Linked DNA regions of Homo sapiens: region 1 is linked to region 2. Evidence: chromatin contacts called from ENCODE Hi-C or POLR2A ChIA-PET data. All regions are on one chromosome and are shown on one strand. Each heading gives the region's core, a stretch centred on a gene start or an enhancer-like site at or near the end of the contact. The rest is flanking DNA. Distances are from core to core; before and after follow the strand shown. Region 1 holds the start of CSTPP1 (centriolar satellite-associated tubulin polyglutamylase complex regulator 1). Region 2 holds the start of MADD (MAP kinase activating death domain).

What was found. A loop is a pair of places that touch in the nucleus more often than their neighbours do. ChIA-PET counts read pairs that join two places held with the same protein, here RNA polymerase II (POLR2A). Pooled maps may share reads with other maps.
Region 1: a pooled map shows a loop between it and region 2 (20-fold over the local background). The contact joins the promoter of CSTPP1 here to the promoter of MADD in region 2. A Hi-C loop is called at or near these places in 3 of 37 single-sample maps with no recorded cell type and 13 of 50 pooled maps. POLR2A ChIA-PET finds 5 or more read pairs at or near these places in 2 of 52 experiments (A549 and activated B cell).

Annotation. Positions count from the first base shown.
Region 1 is chr11:46,935,327-46,938,481 of GRCh38, forward strand. CSTPP1 (centriolar satellite-associated tubulin polyglutamylase complex regulator 1) reads left to right here and starts at 1,435. Exons shown (of 9, transcript NM_024113.5): 1 at 1,435-1,525. The coding sequence starts at 1,480. RefSeq lists an enhancer at 1,293-1,502.
Region 2 is chr11:47,268,597-47,271,583 of GRCh38, forward strand. It overlaps MADD (MAP kinase activating death domain), which reads left to right and starts at 1,537. Exons shown (of 37, transcript NM_001376571.1): 1 at 1,537-1,650. NR1H3 (nuclear receptor subfamily 1 group H member 3) reads left to right here. Exons shown (of 10, transcript NM_005693.4): 10 at 1-437. The coding sequence ends at 100. It overlaps MADD-AS1 (MADD antisense RNA 1), which reads right to left. Exons shown (of 3, transcript NR_120569.1): 2 at 2,483-2,545; 3 at 2,061-2,384. RefSeq lists enhancers at 719-828, 1,302-1,596 and silencers at 979-1,088, 1,299-1,828.

The sequences.
Region 1 (3,155 bases), core at 185-2,684, 330 kb before region 2:
TGTCCTTTTAACCTCACCACATCCAAACTTAGAGTGACTCACAGGAGCCTAGAATTGAGACACATATACAATTTTAAGGGAAAGCAAGAATTAGGAGGTTTGAGGCTCCTTACTGGAGGACGCTAAGAATAGGCCACTCGGAACACAAAGAGAAGAACCTCCTCTTTCCTTTTCCTCCCAGTGTAGGTGGTCTACTGGTTTCCCAGTCATTCCTTTGATAGCTTGATTTTGTTTTCTTTGTCTCTTTTTCACAAACCTCACCTTGTTGGAGGGGGAGGGCACTAAAAAAGTGAGGACAGAGTGGCTTTTTCTGCTATGTCTGAACTGTGTCTAGTGCTACAGATCTCTGACCTGTTGTCAGGAGTGGAGAGGGGCGAAAAGAAATATTTAGGAACTTGAAAACCAGTGAATATTCTCTTAAAGAAGAAGTGAGCAATTGGGCATATAGGGAAAAAAATCTAACTGGTGTCCTCGTTTCTGCAGCCCCTCTCCCTCAAGAAGAGCAATGTCTTGGTAGGAAAAAGGAAAGACACCTGGGAAAGGTACCAAATAGTAAGGGCTAGGAATAGAAAGAAGAACCAAAGATAAAAAGGAATTGAGCCTGGGCGCGGTGGCTCACGCCTGTAATCCCAGCACTTTGGGAGGCCTGAGGCAGGCGGATCACCTGAGGTCGGCGGATCACCTGAGGTCAAGAGTTTGCAGACCAGCCTCGCCAACATGGTGAAACCCCATCTCTACTAAAAACACAAAAAATTAGCCAGGCGGAGTGGCGGGCGCCTGTAATCCCAGCTACTTGGGAGGCTGAGGCAGGAGAATCGCTTGAACCCGGGAGGCGCTGGTTGCAATGAACCGAGATCACGCTACTGCACTCCAGCCTGGGCGACTGAGTGAGAATTGAGAAGAAATGGCAATTAGTTCAGAGGACTTAATGAGTACCTTTTGTGTGTCCAGCCGTCATAGGCAGAAAAGACACATCTCTGACCTCTAGAAGCATCCAGGGTATATGCATACGTAAGCACTTTGTAGCAATTTAAGATAGTAAATACCAAAGAGATAAAAATAGCTAATGGGATACTAAGTGTTTATGGGGGCCAAAGGGCGGGGGCTATTACTGAGTTAGGATAAACAGTGTATAAAAGCAGGGATAGTTATGAAATTCAGAAACTGCGTATATGGGCGGCTGACAGTAATTCTTCGACACTGGGAAACATAACGGATTCAAAAGAATTCTTCATCTCAGATTCCTCTAAAACCAAGTCTTCAAGAATGGGAGTCCAAAGAAACCTGGACCATCGTGAAGCGACTGCCCCCGGAACTTGAGTGGCCAGCTCCACTTTGCGACACGGAGACTGTTTGTGTGACACCTCCTCCAGCTCCCGTCCCCCTTCCGCCGCGTGGGTGCCATGGCAACGGAGAGAGACGGCAACCTGGGTTCCGGAAGCCGGAGAGCTGGAGCTTTGAAGCCACCCCGGTCAAAGGATGCTGAGTCCGGAGCGCCTAGCCCTACCGGACTACGAGTATCTGGGTAGGAACCCCCTTTAACTTTGGGGAGGGAAAGACGTGCAGACGAATTAGGCCAGGGTCTGGGAGGAGGCGGGGGCGGGGTCTGAGTGGGATCGGGTCCGGGTGGTATGGGGAGGGGCGGAGAGGCGGGGGTTCCAGGGCCTGAGCCTGTAAGGCCGAGCAGGAAGGAAAAAAGCACCTGGGAAGTAAAGAATGTTTGAAGTGTAGGGGCTGGAACTCAGGCAATGTGGATTGTGTTCAAATGGGTCAGGTTGGCGTTGAGGATTTGGGGCCCTGTTGGGGTATTATTGATATGCTGGTAGTGGAGTAAGAATAACCTTGGAACCTCAAGTGCCAAATCAGTCAGCGAACATTTCGAGCTTTTCTTTTTCATTAGGCACTGTGCTAAGCATTTTTCATGCATCATTCTTCATTTGAATTTCTCAACAGCCCTAGGAGGAATTACCGTGTTTTCTTCCAGTTTTGCAGGTGGAGAAACTGGGGCTGAAGAGGTAACTTGCGTTAAGTTAGGCCACACAGCTAGAAAATGGTAGCGCTAGGATCAGAACCGGATTTGCCCACTCCAACAGAACTTGAGATATTGACTTGGCTCTTGAGCTAAGACTGTATATGTAGTACTTTGTTGAGCATCTTTAGTGTATAAGGCATTTAATGAATGAAAAAAGGCACACACACGCATAGATATGTACACACACACACATATGCACACAATACACATTTTATTTTATTTTATTTTTGAGACGGAGTCTAGCTCTGTCGCCCGGGCTGGAGTGCAGTGGCGCGATCTTGGCTCACTGCAAGCTCCGCCTCCCGGGTAGCTGGGACTACAGGCGCCCGCCACCTCGCCCGGCTACTTTTTTGTATACTTAATAGAGACGGGGTTTCACCGTGTTAACCAGGATGGTCTCGATCTCCTGACCTCGTGATCTGCCCGCCTCAGCCTCCAAAAGTGCTTGGATTACAGGCGTGAGCCACCGCGCCCGGCCACAATACACATTTTAAATAATTCATAGACTTTTATTTTTTTAAAGACGTTTTGTTTTGTTTTGTTTTGTTTTTTGAGACAGAGTTTCTCTCCTGTTGCCCAGGCTGGAGTACACTGCAACCTCTGCCTCCCGGATTCAAGCGATTCTCCTGCCTCAGCCTCCCGAGTAGTTGAGATTACAGGCATGCGCCACCACGCCAGGTTAATTTTATATTTTTAGTAGAGACGGGGTTTCACCATGTTGGTCAGGCTGGTCTCAAACTCCTGACCTCAGGTGATCCGCCCACCTCGGCCTCCCAAAGTGTTGGGATTACAGGCGTGAGCCACTGCACATGGCGAGAAGTTTTAAGTTTACAGAAAATTGAGCAGATAGTACGGCGAGTTCCCATATACCTTGGGTCTCCCTCACTCACAGTTTCCGCTATTATTTACATCTTGCATTAGTGTGGTACATTTGTTACAATGGATAAACATATATATTTATAATATATAATAATATATTATATATTATTATTATTATATAGATATATTATTATAGATACATATTATTAACTAAAGTCCATAGTTTACATTAGGGTTCTTTGTGTTGTTCAGTTCTGTGGGTTTTGATAAATGCATGTCATGTATTCACCATTCCATTATCATA
Region 2 (2,987 bases), core at 287-2,786:
GACCCTGAGCAGCGTCCACTCAGAGCAAGTGTTTGCACTGCGTCTGCAGGACAAAAAGCTCCCACCGCTGCTCTCTGAGATCTGGGATGTGCACGAATGACTGTTCTGTCCCCATATTTTCTGTTTTCTTGGCCGGATGGCTGAGGCCTGGTGGCTGCCTCCTAGAAGTGGAACAGACTGAGAAGGGCAAACATTCCTGGGAGCTGGGCAAGGAGATCCTCCCGTGGCATTAAAAGAGAGTCAAAGGGTTGCGAGTTTTGTGGCTACTGAGCAGTGGAGCCCTCGCTAACACTGTGCTGTGTCTGAAGATCATGCTGACCCCACAAACGGATGGGCCTGGGGGCCACTTTGCACAGGGTTCTCCAGAGCCCTGCCCATCCTGCCTCCACCACTTCCTGTTTTTCCCACAGGGCCCCAAGAAAAATTCTCCACTGTCACTCTGTGGTATGGCCATAAATGCCTCAGCGCCGCCTCACTGATAGGTCTGGTACTGTTTGAACAGGAAGATCAAAATGAATACAAAATGAGAGAAACCAATTTCTGGATTGGGGGTGGGGACACGGTAATAGAGGAGGAAGCCTGCGATCTTTAGGATCCGCCTCCAGGCCCAGAGGAGGGAGAGTCACAAATGACAGCCTTGGCCGTGAGAGGGGGCCTCTTCTTACTAACCCCCACTGCGCCATATGGGTAAATGGAATGCTGAGGCTTAGGCGCCCCCTTCCCCTGCTGGGATCCGGGTAGGATCCGGTTGCCTTTCTGCGGTGGAGGAGGAAGTGTTGGATTTCAGCGCTAAGGCGTCGGCGGTGCACCTCACGTGCATGTGTAGCATGCCTTGGTTTTTCCTTTGGCATCTGAAAAAGGCACAACCTGAAAGACCTAGAACCCAGTGTCGGTCCCCAGGCCCTTTGGGACAGGAAGAGAAGAGCCGTGTGGCCGCGGGGAGGATGTCCTGAGGCGGGGCTGTCCTCGCGGACTGACTGGACTCCATCTCCCAGCGGGCGCCGCGGCGCGGCCACGCCCCCCCACTCCCCGCGCGCGCCCGGTGGAGGTAACCGCGGCCGCGCGCCCCCCTCTGCCCCCGCTGCCCAGGATTGGTAGGCTCCACCGCTCGGCAGCCGGCTTCCCTGCTCGGACGCCGAGCACCGCCAAAGCGCGTGAGTGGGGGGTGGGGACTGGGGGATGGGGAGCCCGTCAGGAAGTCTCAGGGGCCGATTATCTTGGGAAGTGACTTTCAGAGGAATCCCCATGTCGTCGAAACGGGCGCTATGACCCCGTCGGGTGAGAGTCTCTCTGAGCAACCCAAACAGAAGGTACTGCTGTGGGTCCCCCACTTGGCACGCGACGGCGCTGGGTCGGCCTGGCGCGCCCTCCCGCGCCCACGGGCGCTAGGCTAGGTCTGTGCGCAGCCGCTGTCTCCCGAGGTCGGCCCCGCCCCGCGGCGCTCGGCTCGGTGCAGCCCCGGCCCCCCGGGCTGAATGGTACGGCCCCGGCCCCGGCCTCCCCCTCCGCACCCCGCGCGAGTGGTGCGTGCCCCCCAGTGCAGACGCGGAACTGGCGCCCGCTCGGAGCGGCGCCGCGCTGGGGAGCGACTGACGCCCCGCTGCCGGGGGACGTCGGGCTGGGCCTGGCCAGTCCCCCAGAGCTTGGGAGGTAGGAGAGTCTGGGCCGGTGGGGTCCTGGGCGAGCGTCTGGGGACTCCGAGCGGGAGACGGGCTCTGAGAGGACACCGTGGCTCTTGGAGGAAGGGGTCTCTCAGGAGGCCCTGGGGGAGTGTGAAGGGGCGTGGGGACGGGGGTCTGCCGAGGAGGGGCGGGGACGGGGATGGGGGCGCCCCGGGCAGAGGAGGGGGCTCAGGCTACTGGGCTTGGTTCCTGCCGAGCGGGCGGCTCGGGTTCAGGTTCGGGGCGGGGGCGGGGGCGGGGGAGAACTGTCCAGCAGGTGAGGGGGCGGGCAGAGCTGGCCAGCCCTGGGGCCGAACCCGCACAGCGCTTGGCGGGTGTGCTTGTGCGTGTGCGTGCTTGCGCCTTATTTTTGGCTAGAATTTGGAGAAACACGTTTGGTTCTCAAGAAATTTTTTTTTTAACTTGATATTTCAAAATTGACTTGCTGGAGAGAGAACACCATTTCATCTTTCTGCAATCGCTCTCCTCCCCATCCTCGTGTATCTACCTTCTTCCACCTTTCCCTGCCCTCCCCTCTACCCCAACCCTGCCAGCTGCCAGCCTCCTTGCTCCAGTTCTCCCATACGCTGGACCAGTCTGTGCTGATGAGCTTGCAAGGTCACTGCCTGGGGAGGTAGAGGAGGGGAGGAGAGCCTCCTGTTGTGTTCACGTCAGCAGAGATGTCATATCGCTCTCTGGTTCCTGTGGTTTTACTGTGAGATCCTGTCCAAAATGAGGGACGAATCCAAAGGGTTGGTTAGCATGGCTATTTCTGCTGAAAAGGCATAGATAACTTAAAAGTTTGTGAATCCTAAATCTACCTCTGGGTGGAGCTGATGGTGATGTCGGACTTCAGCAGATAGATATGCATTTTGAGCTGGATGCTTTTGGAATACAGGAAGATAGGAACCAGAGGCTCTACGTTAGTAAACATGGTTGAGGCAAGAGGCAGAGTCGGAGCCTCGTTGGTTGTGAAGACAAGAGTGTGAGTTGTGGGTGATGTTAGAGGATTTAGTCTTTAGAGGAGTTAAAGGTGTTAGTCTTTTTGGGGAGGGGAGAGAGGAGAGAATGAGAAGGAAAATCTTAGTTATCTTTGCAATCTGAATAACTGAAGGCAGTGGCTGCTGATCAGATGTGAACTCTGGCTAAAAATTTATCCTACCACCCGTAGCTAGAATAATAACAAGATCTCAGGGTCCTTGTGGCTCTGGAAGGAAATGATTGTGAGTGACTTGAGTTTCGTCAGATAGTTGTCAGTGGAGAGGGACTGAGATCCCACCAAGGCTAGAGAGGCCTGATGCGTACTCAGTAGGAGGTGCTTCAGGC